Linked DNA regions of Mus musculus: regions 1, 2, 3, 4, 6 and 7 are each linked to region 5. Evidence: chromatin loops called from intact Hi-C (ENCODE). Cell type or tissue: heart. All regions are shown on one strand.

Region 1 (4,000 bases), 150 kb before region 5:
CAACCATCTATAATGAATGGGATTTGATGCCCTCTTCTGGCACACAGGTGTACATTCAAATAGAGTATACACACACATCTTTAAAAAATTCATTATGAAAAAGACAACTTTATTTTTTATTATTCCTAAATTTTATTTGATTTTATAGAAGTGGCGGTTTTGCTTTTATGTAATCTGTGTGCTGTTAGATTCCTGGTGCCCCAGGGGACCAGAAGAGGCGTTGAATCTCCTGGAACTGGAGTTATAGGTGGTCGTAAGCTGCTGTGTGTGTGTGTGTGTGTGTGTGTGTGTGTGTATGTGTGTGTGTGTTTGTGTGTGTGTGAACCTGAGCCCTCTAGAAGAGCAGCTTGCGTTCTTAACCACTGGGCCATCTCTCCAACACCCACACCCCCATCTCTGGCCCAGTGAACTTGGTGAGAACCTCAGATCCAGAAGGCTTTGGTGGAAACCAGTATTTCTAGTCTAGTCGTCCCCAGTGAGTCCCCAGCAGTGGGCTGGCAAAAGGCCCAAATATAAGTTGAAAAATGTTTGAAGCCGCAGCATGATCTTGAAGGTAGCTGTCTACAGAGTCCCGTTAACACTGTTCTATTTTGGGTATAAATGTCTTCATTTATTCAGAAGAGGGTGGGAAATTGTACATATGTTCATGTTTATCTATACATAAGCCTAGATCACATCTAGATTTGCATACGTGTGTATAAAATAACTGTGAGCACGAAATCTAGAAATAATAACTTTGGTTGCCTTCCAGGAAGAAAGCTGGGAGATGTGAGACTGAATAAAGTAAGAGAGAGTGCTAGAGAGAGAGGGAGAGAGAGAGAGAGAGAGAGAGAATGTGTGTCTGTGAGACTGGAGAAGGTGAGAGAGAGTGCTGGGAAGAGAGACAGAGAGAGGGAGAGGGAGGGGGGGAGGGAGTCTGTGAGACTGAAGAAGGTGTGAGAGAGTGCTGGGGAGAGTCGGGCTGGAGGAAGAGAGGGTGCCAAAGAGCATGTGTGTGTCTGTGTGTGTATGCATCTATGTGTGTGTGTGTATGTGTGTATGTATATGCATGTGCCTCTGTTTGTGTTTGTGTATGTGTCTGTGTGTGTATATGTGTGTGTGTCTCTCTATGTGTTTCTGTGTGCATACATGCTCTCACCATGCTGTGTGACCCACTATTCCCACTCCCAAGAGTTCATCCACAGCGTTCCTGCAGAGTTACCCACTGCAGGATTTTCTGTGTGTTTGCTTGCACTGTCATTTTTCCTTTTCTCTTTTGTGTGTGGGTGTCTTGCCTGCACGTGTGTCTGTGTACCATGTGTGTGCCTGGTGCCCCAAGACCAGAAGAGGCTAGAAGATTCCCTGGGTCCTCAGTAAGAACAGTGAGTACTCTTAGAGGCTGAGCCATCTCTCTAACCTGACATTGTTTCTTTGTTTTTTAGTAGCAAGTGTTTGGCAGCTATTTAGGTGTTTATCAGCAGGGAACAAATTAATGAATTAGGTTCCCATTTAGTGAGTCTGAGGCTGGAGCTAGAGGGCCTCTATGTACTGGTAGGAAAAGGTTTCTAGAATGTATCTTCAGATGCAAGACAAAAGTGTCAGGAGTTTTGCATGGGTCTGGCAATGCTCTAAAGTGTTTGTCATCATTCAAAGTCAGTGCAACTTGTTATTCCATTCCTTTTATTATAAAATAGTTTTGAAACATTTTCCTCTGGGCTCTAACGTGTCATTATTATGAGCTTTCTTATTATGAGCAGTATTTGGCACAGAGGAGTGACAAAATCACATTTTTGAGTTATTAAATCTGTTCCACTTTGAGCCAATCAGAGTGACCTCCTACTGATTAGTGTCTGGTGGCCAAGTGCCTTTATATGGTATTCAGCTCTGTACTGGAGCATCGCGGAGTAGCAGTCGGCCTGGGCCACAAGGGGGCAGCAGAACCCTTTGATTGCAATAGCACGGATGGCTTTTGGCCAAGTCCAGCTGCTGCTTGCTTACTGTCCTTCAACTCAGCTGTGTGCACCTAGGAGTCAGGGCACTGTGCGAGCCGACCTCAGAGGTGAGAGGGGTGAGAGGGGAAGGGGTGGGTTTCCGAGTCACCTTCCCTCCTCTCTTACAGGCTGTCCAGTGGATTACAGAGCAGTATGGGAGACATTAGGGGTGGTGCAGCAAGCTAGCACATACACAATCACTGAGGCTTCAGAGCCTCTTGCCTGACACTGAGTCCTGGCTCTGCAGCTTTGGGCTTATGTTCCTACGCTTCGAACCTAAGATTATCAGGGAGATAATCTAAGTAAACCTCTTAGCACTACACCGTGGTGAGCATTGGAAATAGCTGATTACAGGCTCAGTGAGGAAGGACACTCGCCACAAGCCTGCCATCCTGTGCACGATCCCTGAAACACACTTAGTGGAAGCAAGAACCGGCTCCAGCAAGTTGTCCTCTGATCGCCACATGCATTTTTACCCACACATACATAAACACACACAATATATACATTAATGTCAAAACATTTTAAAATAGATGTTCATAATTAAAATAATATTAGTTGGACTGGAGAGATGGCTCAGCGGTAAAGAGCACTGACTGCTCTTCTAGAGGGCCTGAGTTCAATTCCCAGCAACCACATGGTGGCTCACAACTATCTGTAATGAGATCCAATACCCTCTTCTGGTGTGTCTGAAGACAGCTACAGTGTGCTCATACTCGTAAAATAAATAAATTAATCTTAAAAAAATATCAGTTACCAGCAGAGATGGGTAATAGATTCTTAGTGGGTTATTTTTGTTTGTTTGTTTGGTTGGTTGGTTTTTATTGGATATACAGTCTCTCTATGTAGCCCTGGTTGTCCTAGAACTCCCTATGTAGATTAGGCTGCCCTCAGACTCACAGAGATCCACCTGCCTCTTCCTCTTGAGTGCTGAGATTAAAGGCATGTGCTATTGCTGGCTTCTTGACTTGTGACTCTTTCTTATGTATTTAGTAATTGTTTTTGTTTGGTCGCAAGCAAGGTAGAAATATTTATTTAGAACCATTTTAAAGCTGTTTTTTTTTCTCAGAGGGGCTTACAAAGTACTTATGGCCTTGTTTACCCTCTATAAAATAGTTTTTTTTAATTGTTTGTGTACATGTGCATGTATCTACTGTGTGAGTTCTAGATCTCTGCAGTCTCGGGTTTAAAGCTCTCATCCCAGTGTGTCTCCGCGTGTTTTTGACGGGAAGGTGTGGTGTCAGTGCTCAGGTGAGGCAGGTGGGCAAGGTGGTATTGTTGAGAGAGGCACACTCTGAGATAAATTTCAGGTGGGGTAAGCTCACCAGGGCGCGGCTGTGGGAGCAGCCCCCGGAAGGACAGGAAGGGAGGCAGAGAAATGCAAGGGACACTCACGTAAGAAGTCACGTATGGTTCGCTCTCAGTAACGACCTCACTGTGCCCGTGGAGATGGGGGTTGAGCCGGTCCTTTTAAATGGAGGGAGGGGAGTCTGCTTTTGTAGTTCCTTGGTCACCACTATCCGTTGGTCCAGGGCTGCCCCAGAGAGGGTACGAGACCTCAGAGCTGACAGTGCCCGTCAGTCCAGAGTGCTGACAGCTGGGGGATCATAGCAGCTGATGAGCAGATCTTGTTTCTCCTGGGGCATCTGAGTGGCATCCTGCAGAGTCCTGTAGCTCTGCCACGGTGTCCAAGTCACTTGAAAGGGGGATGCGCGACATGGTGTCTAATCCATTTGCATTTCTATGACAAAATACTTTATGTGGGGTTATAGTTTTCAGGGTTGGAGATGCAGCTCAGGTGGTCGAGAGTGCCCACCTAGCACGTATGAAAATCAGTGTTCAGTCCCCAGCACTAAATAAACCAGGTGCTGTGGTAAGGAAGCAGGAAGAACAGAAGTTCAAGATTGTCCCTGACTACTTAGTGAGAGATAGCTTGGAACTGGACTGATAAGCCAGGCTGGCCTTAGTTCACAGAGCTCTGCCTGCCTTGCCTCCTGAGTGCTGCGATCAAGGCAGTGCATCAACACTTC
Region 2 (4,000 bases), 66 kb before region 5:
GGGGCAGGACCACCAAAGGGGTAAGGCATGTGCTTGGGGCCTGGGCTTAGAAGCCATCTCTGAGGAGCCTGATGTGACCTCTGGATCTCTTACCTCCAAGGTAACTGAGCACCAAGCTCTGGCCAAGTAAAAGGCTGTTGCCACCTTAGTCTCTGTCACTCCAGCCACCCCGTGCTCATCACCAGGACCAACGGAATTAGGACTTTGTCCAGAATCTGTTCCCCCTTGGAGTGCTCCTGGCCAGCCCCTGTCCATGTCCTTGTGCCTGTCTCAGAGATCATTACGTTCACAAGTACCCCTGCTAGCCAGTGAACTTGGCTCCAGGTCTCCCCTGCTCTGGAGGTAGGAGGCAATAAGAATGACCACTGGTTGGAGTGGGCACCGTGAGTCCATGGTACCTTGCTTATGGCGTCTTTTTTTTTTTTTTTTTTTTTGGTTTTTTGAGACAGGGTTTCTCTGTATAGCCCTGGCTGTCCTGGAATTCACTCTGTAGACCAGGCTGGCCTTGAACTTAGAAATCTGCCTGCCTCTGCCTCCCGAGTGCTAGGATTAAAGGCGTCTTAAGACTGCCAGTCTTATTCAGGGGAAATGAAGACAAATGTAAAAGGCAGCAGAACAGAACCCAGAATGCTGGCGGGAGGGGGGAGGGAAGGCTGTCAGGAAGGTCAGGCTCCCGCCAGCTCTGTCTACTGCAGCCTCAAGTTGTTAGGGGAGAACCTGGGCTTTAGGGTCAGCAGGTGCCCAAGCAGAGCTTCTGCACAGAAGGCACTGTCGGGGAGAGAGGGTAAGCCTGGTTGTCTCATCCCTGGCCCAGTCCTCACACAGGAGCTCAACACAGAAGGAAAGGTCAACCAGTCTCGGCCACAGAATCCCAGAGCCAGCCTCTGTGAGCGCGGTCATTTTGTCCAGCCATAAGCCCCCTTAGAGGCAGGGCTTGGAGGCTGGATAGTCAGAGTCACCTGGAGACAATGGCTTACAGTTGTGGATCCCCTGTTCCCTTCAGCTGGAGAACACTCAGAGATGCCCCCCCATGGGGCGTGCATGACTGGGTTAATTACTGGCTATATCTCAGACCTTTTCTGGGGGTCACCTTGTGTTTGGAGGAATGGGGAGCTTGGTAGCTGAGCAGAGGTGATCTGGCCATGCTCAGATTGTCTCTCGGCACCATAATGATGCTTGCTGGTCAGAATGGGGGGAGGACATCTTTGCCCCATGACCTCACCATGGGTTCAATGATCTTTGTGGGTGGAACCATGCTTAGTACCTTGACCAGGCTCACAGTGGCTCATTATGTTGTCCTAGCAAAGACTGAATGCAGCTGGGACCTTGACTTTCTCAGTCCACACAGGGGAAAAAGAGACATGGGTTTGGAGCCAGGCAAACCTGGGTCTCACTCTTGCTTCCCCACTTACTGAGCCATGTGACCTTGCATTGGTCTCTCAGTCAAGTTGAGCTTCAGCCTTGTCTGCAAGAGTGGAGACAGCGAGCCGGGTGTGGTGGCACATGCCTTTAATCCCAGCATTTGGGAGGGAGAGGCAGGTAGATTTCTGAGTTTGAGGCCAGCCTGGTCTACAAAGTGAGTTCCAGGACAGCCAAGGCTACACAGAGAAACCCTGTCTCGAAAAACCAAAAAAAAAAAAGAGTAGAGACATTGATCCCTACCACCTAGGCAGTTGCCATCCTGACGGTAACTCATGGTCTGGGGCCTGGCCTGCAGTCAGGGCTCAGTCAGGGGCAGGAAATGCTGTTGCTGCTCTGTCCTCACCCCCTGCCTGCCTCCACTCCTCACGCATACACCTTCCCGTAATATATTCTGGGCAGGAGCTGTCAGGACTTGTGTAGACTGTACACACAAACCCAGGTGATTGGCAACTGTTGATACAGGAATGCTGTGCATAGCAGGAAAGTGGCTGTTGGCATCTTCAGCCACACAGGATGCAACTGATAACTTATAATTTAGAGTTTTTTTTAAGCCTTTTGACCACCTGACAGAGCTGTCAGAGAATAATGTCTCCAGGTACCTAACCTCCGGGCACTGCCCTGAAAACCCCTCTTTGATACCCGTTCATTGCGCATGCCATTCTTCAGCAGGGAATGCCTCCCAGTCTTGTCCCTAAGAGCCATCGCTTTACTTTAACAAGCAGCTCGAGTGTTGGCGGCACCACGGACTGCAGAACTCTTCTCACAGGACTGTGCCGCAGGCAGACCTCTCCCCTCAACTGTGGGGAGAGGGGCACTGGGTGATGAAGCCAGCACTCATCGTGGTGCACCGTCCACACACAATATGCTTTGTGTCCCTTTGTGTTTGTGTTTACAACGCCACCTCAGATGTCACCTGGTAGGTGACGTTTCACTCATCATCGGGTTTCCATAGCTCTTTGTACATTTCTTTTTATAATACTTTGAAGTTCCTTCCTGAGTCCTCACTTATTCCTGTCTAACCTTCATCCTTAATTTACCTCCTATCACCACTTACCAACTGATCTGAGGTCACCTCCCATTCTTGTCCCCCTGCTCCCATGCTCCTGACCTGGGCTTGGTGAGGCAGGCAAGCATTGGCATTCTAGTGACCTACCTGTGCACTCTGCTGTGTTCAGGCCACTGCACCACGGTGCCCATCAGCACCACCAGCACCACCAGCATCAACAGTGGAGAGAAGCTGAAGTGCCTGAGAATGTATTAAGTGTAGACCATTCTTCCCTCAAACGCTGATGTTAGGGAACTCCCTCAATGGCTCAAACATATTTTTAGATTGATTGATTGATTGATTGATTGATTTTGTGTGTGTGTTTGTGTGTGTGTCCCCTTCCCCTTTGTGGGTCCTCGGGATTGAACTCAGGTCATGAGGCTTGGGCACAGGCCCCTTTACCCCAGGATTCATCTTAGCAGCCCAGAATTCTTTTTTTTTTTTTTTTTTTTTTTATTGAGTACCAAGAATTACACTGGACATTGGGAAGACAATTTTTAAAAATGCAGCCAAGATAGCTGTTTTGCAACATCTGGGAGAAGTAAACTTTAGTTGGATCAAAGGGTTCTGATGAAATTTACGTAAAACTGTAAAGGCCCTGGCCCTGGATTGGCTGCTGAGTGGGGAGAGGGAGACTGAAGAGACCTCAGTCCTGCCCAGGATGGAGGCCGATGCACAGTTAGCTCTGTAGGCTATACAAGGAGCCAATGGCAGCTTTGGAGCATCAGAAGAGCTGGCTTGTGTGTGACTTGGTGCAGAAGGACAGGCACACAAGTGCATCTAAAGGAGTCCTCTGGGCTAGTCTTGGCGTGCTCACCCAAACAAAAGGCTGTTGACATTTCTTCTGGAGAGTCATGAAAAGCTCCAGGCTGAGGGTGAGCCATTTCTGCTTCTGCAAGTCTGACAAGAGAAAAATGAAAATGGAGCCAGGTGTGGTGACACATGCCTGTAATCTCAGCACTTAGGAGGCTGATGCAGGAGGATTGCCAGGAGCTCAAGGCCAGTTTGTGCTATGTAGCAAGACCCTCTCTGAAAATGCCAAAAAAAGATGAGGGGGAACAGGAAAAGTGTGGCTCATTAATTCAAGGTTGCCCCTAGAATTGGGATTGAGTCTACACAGCATGTGGGCTTAATTCTGGAAGCTCCCTACAGAGCATGCCCAGGGCATAGGAGAAAACTTCCTCCCCATCTACTGTGGGAGCCAGGACTCAGCCTCCATCCTCATCTGCACCTCCCAAAATGCAGTCCTGCCCTGCCCGTGGTGACCCTTCACCCTCCTCCTCAGCCCAGGGGACATAGGTCAGTTCTGTCCCTCTCCAGCCCCTGCGGCCTCAGCAAGGCCTCTGCAAAGTTCTGGGAACTGTAACAAATAAGAATCGTCACCGTCCAAGAGCTGCCATGAGTGGGCAGTGTGGTCACGCAGGGACAGTGAGCTGAGCTTGCTTTCCTCAGGGCATCTCACTAAACTGCATGCAGAAATCTTCCTACGAGAGGTTAGAGCTCTGCTCACTGCTGGTGGGAAATTAAAAACTA
Region 3 (4,000 bases), 92 kb after region 5:
GTTGCCCCAGGGATAAGATGCTGCAGGTTTAAAGATAGGAGAGGAGGTCTGATGTGGACAGACAGGCTTTGGGCTGAGTGTGAGCCCCCAAGACTGATGCTGGGAGGAGGGTCACAGAGCCCTTTAGCACTTGTGACTTTCCTCTTCCCAAAATGGGATTGTCAAATGATCCCCCCACACACACACATCTCCAAAGAGGGAAGGCATTGCTTTTGTTGTGGTTCCAAAGGCTGGAGTACGGAGTGTAGTACTGGTCTTCTGGCTCCCTCACGAAGGTGCCCACGGTGAAGCTCCTGATTTCTTGGTGAGCAGGAAGCAGCCAGGTGGACCAACTTATAAGCATATATTTATCTGTATTCTTGATTATGTGTGTACAGGGAAGAGGGAGCAGATCCACTAGAGGTGGAGTTACAGGTGGTTATGAGTCCCACAACATGGTTGCTGGAACCTGTGTGTCCCCTGCAAGGGCAGTATGCAGGCAGATTTTTCTTTAAGTTTTTTTTTTTGTTGTTGTTTTTATTTTTTTAAACTTTTAATTCTTTTTCGAGACAGGGTTTCTTTGTGTAGCCTTGACTGCTTGAGGGCTAGCTCAACCCAGGAGATCTGCTTGCCCCTGCTTCCCAAGTACTGGGATTAAAGTCCTGAGTGCCACCACCACCCAGTTTTTAAAAATTTTTATTTATATGTATGTGTGTGAATGCATAATACGGGGGTGGAATAGAGGTTGGGAGAGTGCCAACAGAGGACATCCCATTCCCTGAAGCTGAAGTTACAAGCAATAGTGAGCCTCCTGACACTGCTGCCAGGAACTACAGGCCCTGGCCGTCTGGAAGACCAGCCAGCCCCTTATGCATCCCTAATCACTGAGCCATCTTTCCAGCCCCTAGGTAGACCAATTTTAGGGGTCTATATGAACTAAGCCCTCACTAGTAACTAGAGGCAACAGGTCTCCAGTACTTTACAATTCGGAGGGAGGAGACACCGTCTCTATTCACTACCACAGGGATGTTAGCACAGTGTTGTGTGCATAAAGTCTCCTGTCTGGGGCACCAAGCCAGCTACTTGCTGCAAACTCAGGGGCTTCCTGCATCCCCACCTTTGCTCGGGCAATAGTTCCCTCTGTAAGGGTCTCTGGTCCCCAGTTTTCACTGGTCAATACATTGCCTACCAACATCAAAACCAGACCCCATGCCATTATCTTCATGAAGCCTTCCTCCTCCTTCTGCAGTCGACCCTTCCATGGTACCCTTCAAGAATGCAATATATGCAAGATGCTGGCTTCTGTCCACCCCCTCTGTCTGGAGAGGTCTGCCAGGGCAGACGTGTGGTTCTTCTATATCCTGAGAACTATACTACTGTAGTCCCGCTGAACATAAGGAGGAAGGGAGCGTTTTCTCTGAAGTCTTTGAAACACTTGGGCACGCTCAATGTTCTCCGCTAGTCCCTAACCAATCCTATCACCCGCTCTCTAACCTTTTGCCTCTCTGGAGATGTCTTTATCTTAGGTGTTCTTTTTGCCCATTCCTTGCCCTCTATCCTTTATCTTTCTAACAGTCATAGCCTCAGACTTGCTTCATTTAAAAAATAGAACAGAAACCAGTCAGTGGTGGCACACACCTTTAGACCCAGCTCTTGGGAGGCAGAGGCAGGCAGATCTCTGAATTCAAGGCCAGCCTGGTGTATAGAGCAAGTTTCAGGATAGCCAGGGCTACGCAGAGAAATTCTGTCTCAAAATACAAAACCAAAAAACAAGAAAAAAAGGAAAAAAAGTAGAACAGGCTTTGTGAGGGAGCTATCATAGAGTGCTAGGTGGGTACGCGGCTCCTTTAAGAGTGACTAGCGAGGGGCGTGGCCTATGGAAAACAGACCCGAGAGGGGGTGCGGCCCCTTTAAGTAGCTGCCCGGCCGGACTTGAAGGCCCGGGACGGGCTGGCAGTGTGGGGCGCGGTCACTTTTGGAGTCATGGCACCGCCCGGAGTGCCCACTTCCTCGAAACGAGACCGGTTCGCTTTAATCAGTGTGCAAGGTGTGTTGGGGGGCGGGCGTTACATCAGCCACCACGTGTGCGCCTCTCAGCTGGCGTGGAGGATGCCGCCCCGCCCCCCGCGGTGGAAAAGTACCCGGGTGCCGAGGTCTCCGCCCCCTTGCCCCGCCCCCGCCCGTCCTCGGCCCCTCCCGGGTCTGCGGGCAAGCCCCCTCCCGGCTCGCTGGCCTCAGCTCCGGCCCGTGTGTGGCTGCCTGCTGCGGGGTACAGGCTGGGAGCAGGCGCTCGGGAGCTGCGGGAAACCAGGCCTCACCTGTGGCCGCCCGCACTCGCCGCAAGCATGCCCAGAAGGAAGGCTAGAGTGAAGGCTCGAGTGGCAGGGCGTGGATTTTTTCCCCCCAGAGTAGCAGTCCCCCAAAACCACTCTCCGCCCCGCAATCCCTTCTCAACGCTGCAGCCACGCGAGCCGCGGACAAAAGAGAACCGGAGGGCGCTGGGGTTCTTCCTCGCTGCTTCCCAGGAACCGCGGGCGCGCGGGAACCGGCACCCGGCGGGCGAGTGGGCGGGCAGATTAGGAAGGCCGCCGGCTGCGGCGCCCAGATAGATAGCCAGCACGGCTGGGAGAGGAGGTGGGGCGAGAGGCTGCACGCGGGGCACAGACCCCGCTGCCGGCTCCCGGCCGCGGCAGACCCACTGGCGCCCCAGAAAGACCGAAGACGCTCTTCGGTTCCGGCGCTGCGCGCACAGCCCCGTACCAACCACCTCCGACCGAGCCGGCGTCGGCACGCAACGCACCCCCTCCATTCCGAAATCACCCTCCCTCCCGTCTGCTTTAGTTCCTTGGTGACAACGATGACACACAGACACACGCACCTACCCAGACCTTCGCGGCGAGACAGACATCCCAGTGCGAGCACTCACACTCTTAGCCACAGATACCCGCAAGCAAACGCTATCTCATCCACGCACCACACACACATCCATACACATCCTGGGGCTCAGCCTCCCAGAGTCACAGAAACGCCCAGAACGACGGCTGGACAGACCTAGGCTCGGGCCGCAAAGCCCCCTTCCCCCAGCTCTCTTACCATACTGCTGCCCCCGGCCCAGGCGTGCTGGGTCCGCACCGCGGTGCGCCCAGGTGGCTTTCTTAAAGGGAAAGTTGCATCAGCCTCCCGAGGCTCTCTGCAGCCGCCAGTCCTCCCGCCCCGCCGCGTTGCCTGCCGCTCCTCCAGAGCTTGTTGTGTTTTGGTTTCGGGGAGGCGGGGGCTAAGAGTTTGGTGAAAGTTTGGAGAGTGAAGAAGGCTTGAGAAACCTAGCCAAGTCCCTCCCCTCCCTGAGCGGCTCCCCTGGCCGCCCTCCCCCGCCCTGGTCCCATCTCCTCCCTCCCGCGTGCCGACTACTCAGACTCCTCCTACCAGGGAATAAGATTACAAGTGGCTCTAGTTTTCTGATGATTGATCCTCACGAACCCCTGGGAGTGGGGCTCGGCAAAGGAGTCCCCTTCTCCTTCGCCTCTCTGCCCTTCAGTTGGGACACTTGGAGGAAGCAGATGTCCTCCCCTTCGGGCTAGGCTTGGAACGAAGCCAAAAGGCCTGGGGCGCTTTGGGGGGCTGGGGCTGCAGTTAGCCCGCCAGGCCCCTGGCCTTCTGCGCCTGCGTTCCCCCTAGAGAGACGTCAAGAGCAAATTCCGTTCCCTTTGCAGTAGCGCCGCTAGAGACTGTGGGCACAGCTGAGTAAAGCCTGGGGCCCACTCCTTGGAATTGCAAGGCTGGGGAGCCCTTTCTCCCCGAATTCTCCACCACTGATTTGATCAGCCCTACCTGGTTAGTTGTGCCACAGAGCCTACCTACTTCAGGTGCCTGGATTGCAGTATCTGCCAAAAGATGCTTTGTTGAGCCTCAGTTTCCTCCTCTGCAAAATGGAGAGAATGACTTAAGGAAATGCATACCCACGTGAAACTCATTGCTCCAGATTGGCAGTGGTGCCTAGCAAATGGAACAGGCTGCCACATTT
Region 4 (4,000 bases), 99 kb after region 5:
TGATTAGTGGTCCCTACCTCCTTACAGTCCCAGCCTAGGGGGCTAGGAAGCATTGTCAGGAGGATCCTGTCTTGGCTTTGCTCTCAGAATCATCCTCTCTTGAACTTGAAACCATCATTACACAACTCCTTCCCTGCCCTGACCCAGTGTGGAACAGCTGTTTAAATCCATGAGTTCCACTGGGGCTCCACGTGTCTCTTGGGTCATCTTATGTCACCCTCGCTCATGACAGCTTAAGTCAATCCAGGCAGGACCTCAGTGGCCACAAATGACATCAGGCAAACAGGAAGCATCAACCTTGGCCCTGTCCAGGTAGCCTTCCAAGTCTCCAGAGCAGTCAATGCCTAGATTCTTAAATGCCTTTAACAGAGCCTTACAATGCCAAGGAAGCCAGCATTCCCAGCACTGTGGAGGACTCAAAAGTCTGTACTCATGATGCTGAACAAGTATACGATGTCTAAACATTCTTGGCATCCAACTTGCAGAACACCATTGGCATAGGTCACCAGAGAAGAGGAGAGGTGGCTCTCTGTGACTGGTATAAGCCGAGGAGTAGCCATGATTGAAGTGAGCTGGAGGTAGCAGTGACAAAAGTGGAGATGTCCCCCACCCAACCCTCCATGCTCCCACCTAGGCCTGGAGAGGGGCCGCAGTTAGAATGGCTTTTCCTCAGGACCTGTAAAATTTAGCGAGCACTTAACCAAATATTTCTGAGTGTCCACCGTGTGCTGAGAATTATGTCACTCTCTGAGAACGTGGCTCCGAGAAAGAGGGGTCTCCCCCGTCCACACATGGGGTTCTCGATGTGTATCCTTGTTGGAGTGTTGGTGTATAGTCCAATACAAGGCCGTCTGGGGTCCATGTGTAGCCAAGAACATGGCAGTGATACTGAGCTCATGGGCATGCCATAGATACCGTGCTGTTATGTCACCAGGAGCGGTATCCACAAGTCAATGTGTGTCACCAGCAGGCTATGCTAAGGTGCTATGTTCATCAGACTGGCCATTCCAATGATCCTTCCCTCCACAGTGCTGTTCCAAGGAATGGGATGGAAGGTCCCTGGGATTCCCAAATATCGAGTCTCCCTGAGGAGGGCAGGGCTGGCTCCAGACCTGAGGCTGGTTACCCAGTGCTTCCCTATGGTGGGATAAATTCTTCCCACTGTTGCTGTTCCCAATGAACCCAGAGCCTCTATGGATGGGGAGGACAGGAAGAGGAATGGTTATGTGTGAAGCAGCCAACACCAAAATAGCTCTACCCTGGGGGAGGATCCTGTGACACCGCCCCCTGCTCCCAATCCAGCTGCTGACCTGGTGCCTGGGGAGCACTTCTTTCTGATCCCACTTTCCCAGCTTCTCTTGGACATGAATGATGGACCAAGCTTCCCCCCAAGTGATGACATCACAGGGAATGAGGTTGCTGGGAAGAGAGCCCTCGAGGGAGGGCTGGGGACAGGGTGGCCTGTTGCCTAGGTGGGTGGGGTTCCTTCTGCTGGCAAGCCTTTCTACAAGGCCAAGCAGCTGAGAAGGCAGGGCTGGATAAGGCATGTGGGGTACAGGGGGTGTGTGCCTTATCTGTCCCAGACACATGTCTGATAAGCCTCTTACCAGGGCCTGGCCCCGGGGAGCAGGTGTGGAGCCGGCTGGAAGAGGGGAAAGGCCAGCTGGGGCTGGCTCCGTACCAGGAAAGACAGCAGGGTCAGGAAGTTCTGGCGCAACCCAGGAAAGGGAAGGAAGGCTGTCTCTGTGAGCCGTGTGGATTGGTGCTCAGAGTCCTGCTTCCCAGCGTTGGCCTCCCCAGGTCCTCAACTACTGAGACTTGGAACCCATGTCTCTGGGATTCCTCTGTGCCAGGAGCAATGGCGGAAGCCCGACATTGTGTGGGATTAAAGGATTTGCCCAGTGGGGGAGTGGGAGAAGGGAGCCTCGTGTGTGGGAACTGTGCATGCTCCCTCCCAGTCAGGGTCTTCTCCTGGAGTACGCCCTGCATGCCCAGAATCACACAGGGGCCCTAGCTGGGTTTCCCAGACCCTTCCCAGCCTCGATACACCTGTACACCTCCCTAGTCTGCACATATCCCCACACGCCAGGAATCCCAGCCTTCCTGGGACATTTACTTCCAACAAATTCCACAGACACCTTGGAGCCCTGGTGCCCTCTGGCGACAAGAGCCACACATGGCAGTTACCGTGACTCCTCAGGTCACCCTGGGTCAGACAGTATTACCATACTATCATTTGCCTGGTTGTTTTGTTATCTTCACATCAAATTTGTAAAGTAAAAGTAATCTCCATTTTCTAGCGCTAAGGACATACAGGTTAAATAACTATACAAGTAATCAGTGGTAAAGATTGAACTTGAGCCCGGGCTGGCATGTGTCCAAAGTCTATGCTATCAGAGTATGTACAGACTGCTTAGAGTGTGTGTGAACATGGGCACCTGAGGCAGACCATGTTTAACATAGGGGCCATGCTGGTCTCTGAGGGTCATGAGTGAAGTTGAGGCTGTCTGTCTGTGACTATGAATCAGTAAGAATTGGTTTGGACACATTGAGGTTGGCTGTTGGCTGTTGGGACTTTTCTATGGCTTTTATGTGACTGTGTAGCTGTAACATACACATGGTTCAGCTTGTGACTTATGATGTGTGAGAGTAGCTACAGCAGTGAGTGTGTGAGAGAGGCAGACAGACAAAGGTAGAGACACAGACAGACAGACAGAGAACTATACAGAGTTATACAGAGCAACCCTGTCTCAAAACAAAACAAAACAAAACGAACAAACCAAAAACCAAAAGAGAACATTACTGTGTGACTGTATTATGGACATTCTGCAGCTAGTGGAGTTGTGGGAAGAGAGAAGGGCGGAGGGCCCTGCGTTCCCAGCACCACTAGGCTTTGAGTCCCAGGACTGTGTCACTCACCATGACATACATGATGGATGGCGCTTCACATGCCTGATACAGTCCCTGGGGGCCGAATTCTCCTCCTCTCCTCCCCCGACTTTTATTTTTTGAGGAAGTAAAGCAAATAGTACCACAGATGGAGTTGGTCTTCATTTTTTTCCATGAGATATTTATGAAAGCATTTTACATGCCTTGGAGTGATAGCTTTTTTTTTTTTTTTTTTTTTTTTTGAGTCCTTTAAAAAGAAAATGGGCCAGAGAACCAGCTGGGCAGGTGAAAGTGCTTGGTGCTTGCAGCACTAGCCTGACGAGGTGAATTCCGAACCTCTGTGGATGCCCAAAGCAGTAAATGAAGGTCTGTAATACCAGCATGCTTATGGGAGGCAGAGACAGGAGAATGAATCCACAGAAGCAGGCCAGCTACCCTGGAGCATGAAGTGCAATGATAAAAAGGAGATCCTGCCTGGAGCAAGGTGAAGGGGAGGACCAGTATCTAAGCTTATCCTCTCACCTGAGCATGCATGCGCGCGCGTGCACACACACACACACACACACACACACACACATTAAAGTAAATATGGAGCCAGGTGGTGGTGGTGCACTCCTTTAGCCCCAGCACTTGGGAGGCAGAGGCAGGCAGATTTCTGAGTTCGAGGCCAGCCTGATCTACAGAGTGATTTCCAGGACATCCAGGACTATACAGAGAAACCCTGTCTCAAAACAAAACAAAACAAAACAAAACGAACAAACCAAAAACCAAAACAAACAAAAAAGTAAATGTGGCTATTGTGTTCTTTTATTATCTAGGCTGAGGCTGCAGCTGACTATGTAAACCCAGGCTGGCCTCAAATTCACACTGCGCCTTCCTTCTCAGACTGGGATTGCAGTGCTGAGGTTGTCGTCTTATTGCAGGGGTCATAGGTATACACCGCCATGCCTGGGTTAGCTGTTGTCATTCTTTAACTTGAGCAATTCTGAGATGTTAACTGATCAAGTGCAAAGATCCTTTCAGGGCATCCACAGGCAAAAGCTATTTGCTAACAACAAATCATTAGCTGTCACTTTGACTTGCTGATATTTTCACTGAGGACACCAGAGTG
Region 5 (4,000 bases):
AGCAGTTCAGTGCTCTTACCCACTGAGCTGTCTCTCCAGCCCCATGGGTAGTTCTTCAAGGTCCACAGAGGTGCTGGTACATGATCAGGGCACATCGGGTCCATGCACTGGGTACCCTTCCCCACTCTCAGCATCTGTTTTTGCACGTATTGGTTGGCAAATACCAAGTTGTCATCATTAGCCCAACTGCCTTCACTTTACTCCCGGCTACAAATTTAGCTGCTTCTGGGGCATTTCTAGCAGGAGAGTCCACAGACCCTTCTAATTCAGCATGTCCAACACTGGTTTCACATGTCCCCCTCCCCCAACCGCCAACCCCACATCTGACCCTCTCCTAGGGAAAGCCAGTTCCTAGAATTTTACCACCTCACTTTGTCCAATCAGGCAAAAAGGAATGTAGGGGATTGGGTCCTGGAACCCCCAACTCCCCACAACCCTGCTCAGGGTTTATCTTATTGTCCCCAGCAGCCTGCATCCCTCTTCTGTCTTGCTTGTCTCAAAACCACACTCTCTCCAGTGCAGGCATTCAACGAAAATGACCACACTCAGACTAGGTCAGTAGTTTCCAGCATCTTCGTGATGAACTCCAGACTAGTTGGTAGAACAATTCTGATCATGGCCATCAACCAACCTCCAGACACCTGCCAAATTGCCTCATCGCATCTCAGACTCCAGTTCAATACTCTGAGGTCCTCTGATTCTTCATCCCTGGTCGCACCCACCCCCCACCCCCAACACACACACAATCATTCACTGCCTTCACTGGATGTGCGCGAGTCCCTCTGAGGCCCCGACCCTAAAACTGAGCAAACAGGGTATCCTTGGACCGTGGGAGCCCAACGCAGAGCCCTGTCGCTCCGAGGCAGCTGAACCTTCTGAGGGTCCCGGAGTCACCACTTGAGGATACAGAGTAGCTAGCCAGAACCCCCATGTCTGCGCAGCCCAAGTTGGAACTCTCCTTCAGGCTGCCCCTCCTTCGCCGCCCTCCCTCGCGCTCTCCCGCCCTCGGCCAGGCCTCCCAGTTCCCTACTTTGCTTGACTACCAACTTCGAATTCCCAGTTTCAGCGTCTCGCTGCAGCCCGCGATCTCTACTCTGCCTCCTGGGGTCTTCTCCAAATGTCTAGCCCCCACCTAGAGGGACCTAGCCTAGCCAGCGGGGACCGGATCCGGAGGGTGGAGCGGCCAGGTGAGCCCTGAAAGGTGGGGCGGGGCGGGGGCGCTCTGGGCCCCACCCCGGGATCTGGTGACGCCGGGGCTGGAATTTGACACCGGACGGCGGCGGGCAGGAGGCTGCTGAGGGATGGAGTTGGGCTCGGCCCCCAGATGCGGCCCGCGGGCTCTGCCAGCAACAAGTCCCTCGGGCCCCAGCCCTCGCTGCGACTGGGGCTTGGAGCCCTGCACCCAAGGTAAGCCAGCCTTCTTGCCCATCCCCTTGATGGACGCTCAAAGGGCAGGAGAAAGGGCAGAAAGGTCTTCCTCCCCACTTTTCTCTCAGCCTCTCTCTTCTGGGCCCTCAGCGCAGCTCTTTGCCCCTCCCAGCCCCTCCAGTTCTTGTCGCTAGCTTCTTGGACTGTGTTAACCCTCCTGGCTGGCTGTAATGTGAGGCTCCCGCTGCCGCCACAGGGCACAGACCGGCTGCCAAGGCCCCACTTTTAACTAAAAGAGGCGCTGCCAGGTGCACAACTCTGGGCATGATCCACTTGAGCTTCGGGGGAAAGCCCAGCACTGGTCCCAGGAGAGGCGCCTAGAAGGACACGGACCAGGACCCCTTTGGTGAGTATAGGGCTGGTGGATAGGGGTGGCAAGGGCTGGAGGACCAAATATCCCAAATGGTAAGAAAGGAGAAATTGGTCAGAGCTGTCCTCGAGGGACTTGCTCCTAGGCTCCCCCTAGCGCAGATATCCCAGGGCTGCCTTGTCTGACTTTCCCTCCATCTGAGAGAATAGTAGCCAGTCTGGTCTCTAGGGATTTTAATCTAGTTAGCCAACGGGCACACGCCTAGCTCTGGAGGAACTAGATAAAGGCCTGGGAGGTGTGTGTCTTATCCTGGAGTCATCATATGTCGCTCCCCCTCTCCATGTATTCTGTGTGCCAGCAAAAGGATGGAGGGTTACATCTGGGACCCAAGAAGAGACTAACTAATGAGAATTCTTAAAAGTTCTAGGGGTCCAAGAGCAGTGGTTCACAAAGACTGGAGGTGCGGGCTGGGGTCAGGAAGGATGGTTTATGGGGGAAACTCCTAGGAGCAAGGCTAGGGGGCCAGATCCACAGGAGGCAGATGGTCCAGGCTTGGGCCGGATCTCGGAGTGGTTCAGCCCTCTGAGACCAGGTTGGTGTGAAGGACTAGCTGGTCCTTCTGGCAATGGCTCAGACCTAAATGTGCAGAGCGTGTGCAAAAGCCCCCTCCCCTTAAATCCGCAGGCTTGACAAGCTCTGCCCCCTGGTGGCCACAGGAAGCCATGGTCCAGGCCCTGTGTTTTCAGAAGGACCATCGCTTCCCCAGATAATAGGCAAGCTCTTGGGAGACATCTGTGGGCATAAGAGAGAATTCAGGTGACACTGGGTCCAGAAAGAAGATTGCAAGTCATCAGATAATCCAAGTGACCAACTGACACTCAAATTCTTCAGGGCTCTGCTTCCTCCCCCAAGGTATGGAGTGAACGCTGAGCATGGAGTGGAAGGAACTCAAGTTACTACTTTCTCCAACCACCCTGGTACCTTCAGCCCTGAAGTACAGAGCAGAAGGGTCTTAGAAGACAGGACCACAGCTGTGTGAGTCTCCCCCCTGAGGCCTTAGACGATCTCTGAGCTCAGCTGAGCTTTGTTTGCCCATCTGGAGAAGTGAGCCATTGATTGACCTTGTGGCATCGCGAAGGAACAGGTCCTGCCAAGCACCTAACACAGAGAGCAAGGTTCTCCATCGCAGCTACCGCTGCTGAGTTGACTCTAGCTACTCCAACCTCCTGGGTCGCTTCGAGAGACTGGAGTGGAAGGAGGAATACCCCAAAGGATAACTAACTCATCTTTCAGTTTGCAAGCTGCCGCAGGAAGAGGGTGGGGAAACGGGTCCACGAAGGCTTCTGATGGGAGCTTCTGGAGCCGAAAGCTATGGAACTGGGACTTGCAGAGCCTACTGCATTGTCCCACTGCCTCCGGCCTAGGTGGCAGGTGAGTCGCTGGCTTTCCTTGGAAAAAAAGAGAGTAGGACATAGCTTAGGGCCGCAGGGATCAGATATGAAAGGGGAAATGCCAAGAGGGAGGGGCCGTAATTGGAGGAAAGGAACGGGATTTCTCCTGATGGTCCGTGCCCTCAGGTAATTCCTCCCCTGGGCTCCTGGGAGCAGCAAATGCCTATTAAATCTAAGCCCTTCCTTACACTCTGCCACCCAGCTAGGAGCCCGACTAGACTGGTCTCTGATCTGGGCAAGACAAGACCCCCTCCCGACCCCCAAAGTGTCCTGTTCCTCCCTAAGTCTCCTTTTCTCTGTGCAGTCAGCCTGGTGGCCAACCCTAGCTGTTCTAGCCCTGCTGAGCTGCGTCACAGAAGCTTCCCTGGACCCAATGTCCCGCAGCCCCGCCGCTCGCGACGGTCCCTCACCGGTCTTGGCGCCCCCCACGGACCACCTGCCTGGTAGGTGAGAGCGCGACAGGGCGGGGCAAGGGCGAGGCTAGCTCTAGACACCCCCCACCCACACCTCCGAAAGTGACTAAGCCTCATTCCAGGGGGACACACTGCGCATTTGTGCAGCGAAAGAACCCTGCGACCCCCGCCTCAGTCTCCTCAGCCCGCACCCCCGCCGCCTGGTCCCGCGCTCCAGTCTCCTCCCGCTGCGCTCCGCGGGGCACGCGCGGCGCGTGCAGGAACCCGGAGCAGCCGCGCACGGACCACAGATGCGCGCGGCTGCCGCCTGCGCTCGCAGCTGGTGCCGGTGAGTGCGCTCGGCCTAGGCCACAGCTCCGACGAGCTGATACGTTTCCGCTTCTGCAGCGGCTCGTGCC
Region 6 (4,000 bases), 110 kb before region 5:
CCCACTCCTCACCAGGGGTTTCCAAGTCAGGAACAGAGCGGATGAATCGCTGTCCCTTTTCCATGGTAATGCTAAATATACTGCCTACCAGTTACTGGTGGCCATGTTGGAAAGTTGTGATGAAAAGTCCGTGGGAAGAGTAAAGGCCACCCAGGGGAGGCACAGTAGCCTGCTTGTGCTTCAGGCAGCCCTCCGCAGCCCTCCACCGCCGGTCCTTCCCACAGCCTGCGTATGTGAACCTGAAGCCATCCTGTTGGGTTGTGGATTCGAGTCCAGCTTGCCTAGCGTGGGTGAGGCTCCGGACCCTTTCTCCCCACTACCACAGGAAACCAAAACAACAACCAAATGACTAATCATGTAAATCACTATTTCCCTTTGCCAGTGCAGCTGAAAATGCAGGGCACATCACATAACCACAGAAATATTATTTGGATTCCTTCTGTCCCTTTAATGTTCTGGGTGTCCAAGTCCAGTGATGTTCTTGATATTTCTGAAGTAACAAAAGCCCATGGTCACTTTGGCTGGCAAGTCCAGAATTAGAGCATCCGGTCTTATGTAACGTTCAGTTCATTCGGAGCTGTAGTTCTGAAGCCAGGTGTGGTATGCAAGCCTTTAATCCCAGCACTCTGCACAGAGAAGCAGATCTCTGATGCGGATACAGCCTGGCCTATAATAGCAAGCTCCAGGCCAGCCAAGGCTACTGGAACCCTGTCTCAAAACAAACAAACAAGCAAACAAAACAAAACCAATCAAACAAACAAACCCACCCACATTTGTAGTTCCACCTCCTAACTTCATTTGACCTGTAAGAGCCATGGCTTGGGGTACAGAAGAGGAGGCCTGCTCTCTGTCTTCTCCCTGACCTTCCCAGTCACTGACAGCCATCTTTGGCTACCCTTGGATAGCTACAGAACAGCAGTTCTCAACCTCTGGGTCACACCCCCTTTGGGGAAATTCAAATGATCTTTTCACCTAAGACCATCAGAAAGCACAGATATTTACATTACAATTCATAACAGTAGCAAAATTACAGTTTGAAAGCAGCAATGGAATACTTTTCTGGTTGTTGTATTAAAGGGTCACAGCATTAGGAAGGGTGAGAACGCTGCTCTAGAGGAGGAAAAGTTAAATCTGGGGGAATGGTGCACTCGCTGGGTCCTGCTTGTGTTTAAAGCTCACTCTTGGGGTTCTCCTGGAGGCATTCAGCAGACTCCTGCTCATTTGGGGTACAGTGCCTCAGTCCTAATGTTCATCCCCACAGCTCCTGGAAGTCTGGATGTCTACTCTTGATTTTGGCCACTGAGGACCTGCGAACCCTCTAGGCAGATATTTTGAGGAAGCGACTGAAAGAGTAGCTCATTCACACACCTCTGAGAGTGCAGGTTAGCTCCCATGCTGGGGCAGCCCATCTCTCAGTGACCTGAGACTTAGCAGGTAGATAGGAAGCCCCTCTACAGGCAGCCCACCGTTTCTCCATACCTAGAGGGGCACTCGTCAAGTTCCTTGCCAGTCTGGAGTGAGACACAAGACTACACACCCAGCCCTTCCAGAGATGTGGGCTTCATAACTGTTCTCCTCAAAGGAGTTTCTCTTTCTTTCTTTTTTTAAAATTAATTTATTTGCCTTTATTGTATGTGCATTGGTGTTTATTGCCTGCATGTGTGTCTGTGTAAGAGTGTCAGATCTTGGAGTTACAGACAGTTGTGAGCTGCCACGTAGTTGCTGGGTTTTGAACTCCAGTCTTCTGGAAGAGCTGTCAGTGCACATAGCAACTGAACTAACTGTCTCTCCAGCCCCTCAAAAGAATTTTTCAAACTGTCTTTTCATCTCTAACAACTGGTTTTTCTGTGTTTAATATAAAGAAGGTTGCCAGCTCCCTCTAAATATTTATGAAATTCATTACATTAGGGGCTGGAGAGATGGCTGGTGGTTAAGAGAGATTGCTGCTTTTGAAGAGGACCCGAGTTTGGTTCTCAGGACCCACATTGGGTGGCTCCAATCAACTGTAACTCCAGCTCCAGAGGATCTGATGCCCTCTGCTGGCCTCCTCAGCCACCTGCACACATGTGTGCATCTAGACACAAAGACACAGACACTTGACTGAGATTTTCTTTTCACATTAATTTCTTTCTGCTTATGGTGGTTGTGAGCAAGCGATCTTGGTAAGATCAGCCAATGAATACCTATCAAGTATGCCCACATCAGCTGCCCATGGTAAATATCTACTCATTAGCTCTTGCTATAAGGTGGTTTGCCTTCAGTTACTCTGCTGGCTGGATCCTGCCCATCTTTATAGAGTGAGGAATTTTACCTTAAAAACAAACCTACATTCTCAGCTTTTAAATGTGGTCAGAGAACGTGGTAACTCAACGGGGCTCAATTCCTAGGGACTTAGAGAATGTTGTGAAATGCATATCTCTGAGGCTAGACGAGGAAGGCCTTGCAAAGGGCGTTCTTCAGAGGTGCAGCTCTGGCTAGCAAGGCGCTTGCCCTGCGTGTGCAAACCTTGAGCGTTATTCCTAGCACCGTGGTGTGCTAGAAATGCAGTATCCTTATTTGTTTATTATAGAACCCCCTCCCTCCCTCCCTCCGTGTGTGTGTGTGTGTGTGTGTGTGTGTGTGTGTGTGTGATAAGACAAAGCTCAAAATGACATTGGAAAATAACTGGTCGTTGTAATTATGGCTACTATATAGTAAATATGTGTGAGGAGGTAGGATGGATAATTTTGACTGTCGTCTTGGTGGGATTTAGAATCACCATGGTAGTCAGCCTTCAGTCCTGTCTGAGAGGGAGTTGTTAAATTAGTTAACTGGGTAGGAAGACACACCTTAAGTTTGGGTGACACCGTTCCATGGGCTGAAGTCCTGGACTGAGCGAGGAGGAGACAGCCACCTGCATGGGAGCCTCCATTGCTCTCTGTTTCCTGACTAACACAGCCACGTCAAGTCCTCACCACCAGGCTTTCCCACCATAATGGGCGGTACCTTGAGCTGTGAACCAGAATAAACCCTGACTTCTTTAAGCTGCTTTTGTCAGAGATTTTTCTCTTAACAGAAAACAAGTGCTAATACGGGGGCGATAATGATTCTTTAAAAAGATACCACTGTAACCTTCCACTTCCCTCATATTAAGAAGTGAAGTAAGCCAGGCAGTGGTGAGAGACACTTTTAATCCCAGCACTTGGGAGGCAGAGGCAGGCAGATCCCTGAGTTCGAGGCCAGCCTGGTCTACAGAGTGAGTTCCAGGACAGCCAGGGCTATGCAGAGAAACCCTGACTGAAAAAAAAAACAAAAACAAAACAAAAACCCAAACAAACAGAAAGGAAGGAAGGGAGAGAGGGAGGGAGAGAAGGAAGGAGGGAGGGAGGAAAGAAGGAAGGAAAAGGAATGAGGAAAGTCAGTTCAAAACTGAGGAAGGCATAGTAGTCTAGACAGCAAAGATTTACAAACCTAGTCAAATGTATTGTTAAATAAGCAATTACATATAACAAGTGTGGAAAGTCTTAAGTAAACTTTAGTTAAAAGACATGCGGAAGTCATCAAGATGGCTCAGCGGTGAAGGCACGTGTTACACAAGGCGGATAACTTCAGTTCCACCCCCAGAACCAAAGTAAAAATAAATAAATTAATTAATTTAATTAATTAAAGCCAGCCTTAAATCCCAACACAGGCAGGAGGATCTGTGTGAGTTTGAGGCCAGCCTGGTCTACAGTGAATTCCAGAGCAGCCAGGGCTGCACAGAGAAAGCTTGTCTTGAAAAAAACCAACCAACCAGACAAACTACAAGGAATTGAATCAGAGCCTTGGGTGTACAAGGTAAACACTTTTCCACTGAGCTACATCCCCAGCCCTTTTAGAGTTTTATTTCGAGATTTGGTCTTGCCAAAGTACCCAGGCTGGCCTTGAACTCATAGTAACAACCGTCCTACCTCAGCCTCCTGAATTATCAGATTATAGCTGTGTGCCACTATACTCAGCTTGGGTCTATTTATTTATTTTG
Region 7 (4,000 bases), 140 kb before region 5:
AATATAAAGAATTCACTATCAAAAACCAAAATGTAGTTTTTTAGTTTGAGTTACCAAGACATCTACTTTGAAGATAGTATGACCTAAATGAATATAAAGTGCACACAGGCTTAACAATCCAGGCAAAAATCATCTCAACCTGACAGAACAGTACTTAAGTGGAAACAATCTATATTATGACCCTCCATAAAAAATAACGTGCTAGGTGAGAAAACTGTGTATGTCTCTGTGTGTGCGTGTGCGTGTGCGTGTGCGTGTGCGTGTGTGTGTGTGTGTGTTTGTGTGTGTGTAATATGACCCATTTCCTGCCCTATGACCCATGCCCTAACCATAGATACTTTGTTTCTGCAGGCTTGCCTATTCTGGGAGTTGCATATGTAGTGCAGGGACTCAAACAACTTCTGCCAGTTGTTTTTCCCTTAGGGTAGTGTTTCAGAGCTCATCCGCAGTATAGTACATGCCAGTACTTCATGCCTTTCTGTGGCTGAGTGACGTTTTTAATGGGATAATGACTACATTTTACTTATCCACACATGACCCACTAATGGATATTTTGGTTCTTCTGGGTTTTTTTTTTGTTTTTTGTTTTTGTTTTTTTTTTTTTTTGTTTTTTTGAGACAGGGTTTCTCTGTGTAGCCCTGGCTGTCCTGGAACTCATTCTATAGACCAGGCTGGCCTCGAACTCAGAAATCCGCCTGCCTCTGCCTCCCGAGTGCTGGGATCAAAGGCGTGCGCCACCACGACCGGCATAGGTTCTTCTGTTTCTGGCTGTCAGAAATAATGCTTGTGTGGATGTGTGGACACCATGTACAAGCTTTTATGTGTGCAGCACATTCCCATTTCTCTTGGCCTAGCAGTGGGATGGCTGAACCATAGGATAACTGTGTGTAGCCAGGGTTCACTAGAGGAACAGGGCTTACAGATCGAGTCTAACATAGGTAGGAAGGGATTGATTAGAATGCTTACAGCAGTGGTTCTCAACCTTCTTGATGCTGGGACCCTGTAACACAGTTCCTCGTGGTGTGCTGACCCCCAGCCATAAAATGATTTTCTTTTCTTTTCTTTTTTTTAAAAAAGATTTTATTCATGTATTTGGTATATATGATGAATACACTGTAGCTGTCTTCAGACACCTGAACAGGACATCGGATCCCATTACAGATGGTTCTGAGCCACCATGTGGTTGCTGGGATTTGAACTCAGGACCTCTAGGAGAGCAGTCAGTGCTCTTAACCTCTGAGCCATCTCTCCAGCCCCCATAAAATGATTTTCATTGCTAGTTCACAACTGTAATTTTGCTCCTGTTATGGATCACAATGTAAATATTTTTGGAGATAAGAGATTTGCCAAAAGGAATGAAGAGATGGCTCTGCAGTTAAGAGCACCAGCTGCTGTTCTAGAGGACCCAGGTTCAATTCCCGGAACCCTCATGGGTGGTTCACAACCATATGTAACTCCAGTTCCAAGAGATCTGATGCTCTCTTCTGGCCTTTCTGGACACCAGGCATGTATGTGACACAGAGACACGTAAACAGACGCACACACCCTTACACATAAAATAAAACACTTTTTCAAAGTGGGTTTTCCCACTTCAAATGATTTAATTAAGAAAAAAAGCCTTCCAGGTAGTGGAGGTACACACCTTTAGTCCCAGCAATCAGAAGGCAGAGGCAGGAGGATCTCTTGAGTTTGGGGCCAGCCTGTTCTACAGAGCAAGTTCCAGGACAGCCAGGGCTACACAGAGAAACCCTGTCTTGAAAAACAAAAAAGAAAAGAAAGAAAAAAAAAATCCCTCACAGGTGTGTGTGCCCGGCCACTTGGGTTTCAGTTAGTTCCAGATGTAGCCGAGTTGACAACCAAGAATGGCCACCAGACCAACTGAGAGACTCCCAGGCTGGCTCCCAGTCTCCATCATTATACCCAGCCCGCTCTTACGTGAGTGCCAGGGACCCAAACGCAGGTCTTCATGCTTGTGTGGTAGGCATTTTACTGACTGAGCCATCTCCTCAGCCCCCAAAGACCCTTCGAAGCTAAAATAAAGCAAAAAGAAAGAAAGAAAGAAAGAAACAAACAAACAAAAAAATCACAAAAAACTCAGACCCTGTAGTTCTAGGAAATTTTCATTGAATTCTTTCTTTAAATTTTTTCCCTTTTCACATTTTTTTAACCCAACTTTTTTTTTTTGAGATTTATTTATTTTATGTATGTCTTCAGACACACCAGAAGAGGGCATCAGATCCCATTACAGATGTTTGTGAGCCACTGTGTGGTTGCTGGGAATTGAACTCAGGAGCTCTGGAAGAGCACCGCTGAGCCATCTCTCCAGCCCCTCTTCCCTACTTTTTTCTTATTTGTTCTCATATTCTAGATGTCATATTCTAGGTGTCTAACTTTCTGTCCTATATTCCGAAAGTTTTCCTCAATTTGTTTTTAACCTTTTTTTAAAAATTATTATTCCTGACATTATAGTTTTAAAAAGATGTCTTCTATTTTTATTTATGTTGCGTCTCTTTATGTGTGCTCACAGAAGCCAGCATAGGGCAGTAGAACCCTGGAGCTGTACTCACCCACTGTTGTGAGTCACCCCATGTGGGTGTTAGGAATCGAACTCGGGTCCTCGAGACTGGTATACTCTCTCACAAGATGGAGCCATGTCTCCATCACCTAAGTGGGATCTTCTACAGAGATTTGATGTAACCGACAAAGTTTAAAATATTTACTGGTCATTTGCAGAGAAAGATTTCCAGTTCCCAACTGAAATCCATTTTCAGCTGGGTGACTGGTTAAGTTTCCTGGGTGCCCACTCAGAGTTGACCAACAACTGAATACATGGACGGCTTCCCCATGTTTAAACCTTTATACTTGTGGGTTGCCCCAGGCCTTCAGTTGGGCCATCTGCAGTGCGTGGCGATAGTCACCACAGATTTTGTTAATTGAACTTGGAGGGTACGTGTTCACTCTGCACTAATGGCTATTCTTGTCCCCGGGACAGAATGCCTGCCATAAACCACTCAAAAGGAATGATTTATCTTGGCTCCCGGTTTCACAAGATTCTGTCTGTGATCACTTGGCTCCATATTACTGGGCCCATCGAGGGTTGGGACATCATGGTTGTGGGGGCAGGGGGACACAAGAGCTTCTTCATGGTGAACAGGCAGCAAGGAAATACAGTGAGGGAACAGGGCCAGATACAGGCCAAGGACAGGTACCAGTGACCTCTTCCTCCAATAGCCCTGCCTTTTTCTGTTACCACCTCCTAATAACCATGCAACCATGCAGCATATTTTGGCGCGATCTAGGAATTAATCCACTCATAGGTCAGAGTCCTCATGATGTAGTCATTGCCATAGACACACCCAGGAGCGTGTTGCACCTGTCTCTCCTAAGCGCGTCTTAATCCACAGCTAGAAAGTCCAGATCCGCCCTCCCCACTCTTCATTTCCCCTCCATAGCATTTGAGATTGCATGGCTTTCGTGCTTAGTAATTTACCTGAACCTGCTCTTGAGGCCACTGGTTGGCTAACTGCTAGGTACAGGTGTCTAGTTTCATTGTCCCTTGGCTATTAACTTAGCACCACAGAATGAGTAAATGATAAAGGTTTCCTTCGGCTTTTGGTTCTGGTCCATGTCCAGTGAGACAGCCTTTTTGCTGGCAGAGTCCTGAAGCTGTGCAGGGGGTTGCGTGGTGGGAGTTGTTCGCATGAGCTATACTCATAGGGCTCCGTCCTGATGTCGCCCTCCGGCCCTAATCGCAGTCAGTGGCTCTACCACTACAGTTGCGTCCATTCGCACGCTCTCTAGTGCCTCACTGTGGGGACTGAACGCCAGCCTGAGCTTCAGCGGGAGCAAAGCCTGTTCAAACCACAGCCCCAGAGGAAGGGTCTCTAAGGCACACTTCCCCTTCTGCGCTACGTCTAGCACTGTGGTCGTCTCTCTGTTCTAGAGTACCTGTACTCCCTTCTTCTGCAATCCCGGTTTGGACTGGTCCTCACCTCCCCAC

The links. Peaks named below come from ENCODE experiments on the same cell type or tissue, not always from the same donor. Only the 100,000 strongest peaks of a DNase experiment are listed, where the experiment ranks them.
Region 1: it touches region 5 in a loop (7-fold over the local background); 34 of 42 quality-filtered maps call a loop at or near these places.
Region 2: a loop joins it to region 5, with 2.8 times the contacts of the local background. A loop is called at or near these places in 5 of 42 quality-filtered maps.
Region 3: a loop joins it to region 5, with 2.3 times the contacts of the local background. A loop is called at or near these places in 15 of 42 quality-filtered maps.
Region 4: it touches region 5 in a loop (3.0-fold over the local background); 15 of 42 quality-filtered maps call a loop at or near these places.
Region 6: it touches region 5 in a loop (2.3-fold over the local background); 2 of 42 quality-filtered maps call a loop at or near these places.
Region 7: it touches region 5 in a loop (2.5-fold over the local background); 7 of 42 quality-filtered maps call a loop at or near these places.

What each region holds. Positions count from the first base shown.
Region 1 is chr4:118,081,708-118,085,707 of GRCm38, reverse strand. The region is part of intron 2 of St3gal3 (ST3 beta-galactoside alpha-2,3-sialyltransferase 3); the gene reads left to right. Among named protein-coding and RNA genes, the nearest start is that of St3gal3, 51 kb to the left of the region's middle. In heart, a CTCF peak has its summit at 1,895 (motif pointing right); a DNase peak (open chromatin) is centred at 1,917; H3K27ac peaks cover 1,676 bases.
Region 2 is chr4:117,992,898-117,996,897 of GRCm38, reverse strand. All of the region lies in intron 5 of St3gal3 (ST3 beta-galactoside alpha-2,3-sialyltransferase 3), which reads left to right. It overlaps 9530034E10Rik (RIKEN cDNA 9530034E10 gene), which reads right to left. Exons shown (of 3, transcript NR_166452.1): 3 at 2,919-3,367. Among named protein-coding and RNA genes, the nearest start is that of 9530034E10Rik, 20 kb to the right of the region's middle. In heart, no CTCF peak of the experiment used is centred here; no DNase peak of the experiment used is centred here.
Region 3 is chr4:117,834,550-117,838,549 of GRCm38, reverse strand. Slc6a9 (solute carrier family 6 (neurotransmitter transporter, glycine), member 9) reads right to left here and starts at 3,292. Exons shown (of 14, transcript NM_008135.4): 1 at 3,073-3,292. In heart, no CTCF peak of the experiment used is centred here; DNase peaks (open chromatin) are centred at 1,969 and 3,299; H3K4me3 peaks cover 3,074 bases; H3K27ac peaks cover 3,092 bases.
Region 4 is chr4:117,827,860-117,831,859 of GRCm38, reverse strand. No RefSeq gene overlaps it. Among named protein-coding and RNA genes, the nearest start is that of Slc6a9, 5.4 kb to the left of the region's middle. In heart, a CTCF peak has its summit at 2,176 (motif pointing left); DNase peaks (open chromatin) are centred at 199, 859 and 1,449; H3K4me3 peaks cover 614 bases; H3K27ac peaks cover 2,076 bases.
Region 5 is chr4:117,926,793-117,930,792 of GRCm38, reverse strand. Artn (artemin) reads left to right here and starts at 1,030. Exons shown (of 5, transcript NM_009711.4): 1 at 1,030-1,407; 2 at 1,541-1,774; 3 at 2,651-3,169; 4 at 3,494-3,632; 5 at 3,725-4,000. The coding sequence starts at 3,110. In heart, CTCF peaks have their summits at 1,889, 2,452 (motif pointing left) and 3,343; a DNase peak (open chromatin) is centred at 1,852; H3K4me3 peaks cover 2,770 bases; H3K27ac peaks cover 2,512 bases; H3K27me3 peaks cover 3,607 bases.
Region 6 is chr4:118,033,323-118,037,322 of GRCm38, reverse strand. The region is part of intron 3 of St3gal3 (ST3 beta-galactoside alpha-2,3-sialyltransferase 3); the gene reads left to right. Among named protein-coding and RNA genes, the nearest start is that of 9530034E10Rik, 60 kb to the right of the region's middle. In heart, a CTCF peak has its summit at 2,049 (motif pointing left); no DNase peak of the experiment used is centred here; H3K27ac peaks cover 207 bases.
Region 7 is chr4:118,064,219-118,068,218 of GRCm38, reverse strand. All of the region lies in intron 2 of St3gal3 (ST3 beta-galactoside alpha-2,3-sialyltransferase 3), which reads left to right. Among named protein-coding and RNA genes, the nearest start is that of St3gal3, 69 kb to the left of the region's middle. In heart, a CTCF peak has its summit at 2,225 (motif pointing right); no DNase peak of the experiment used is centred here.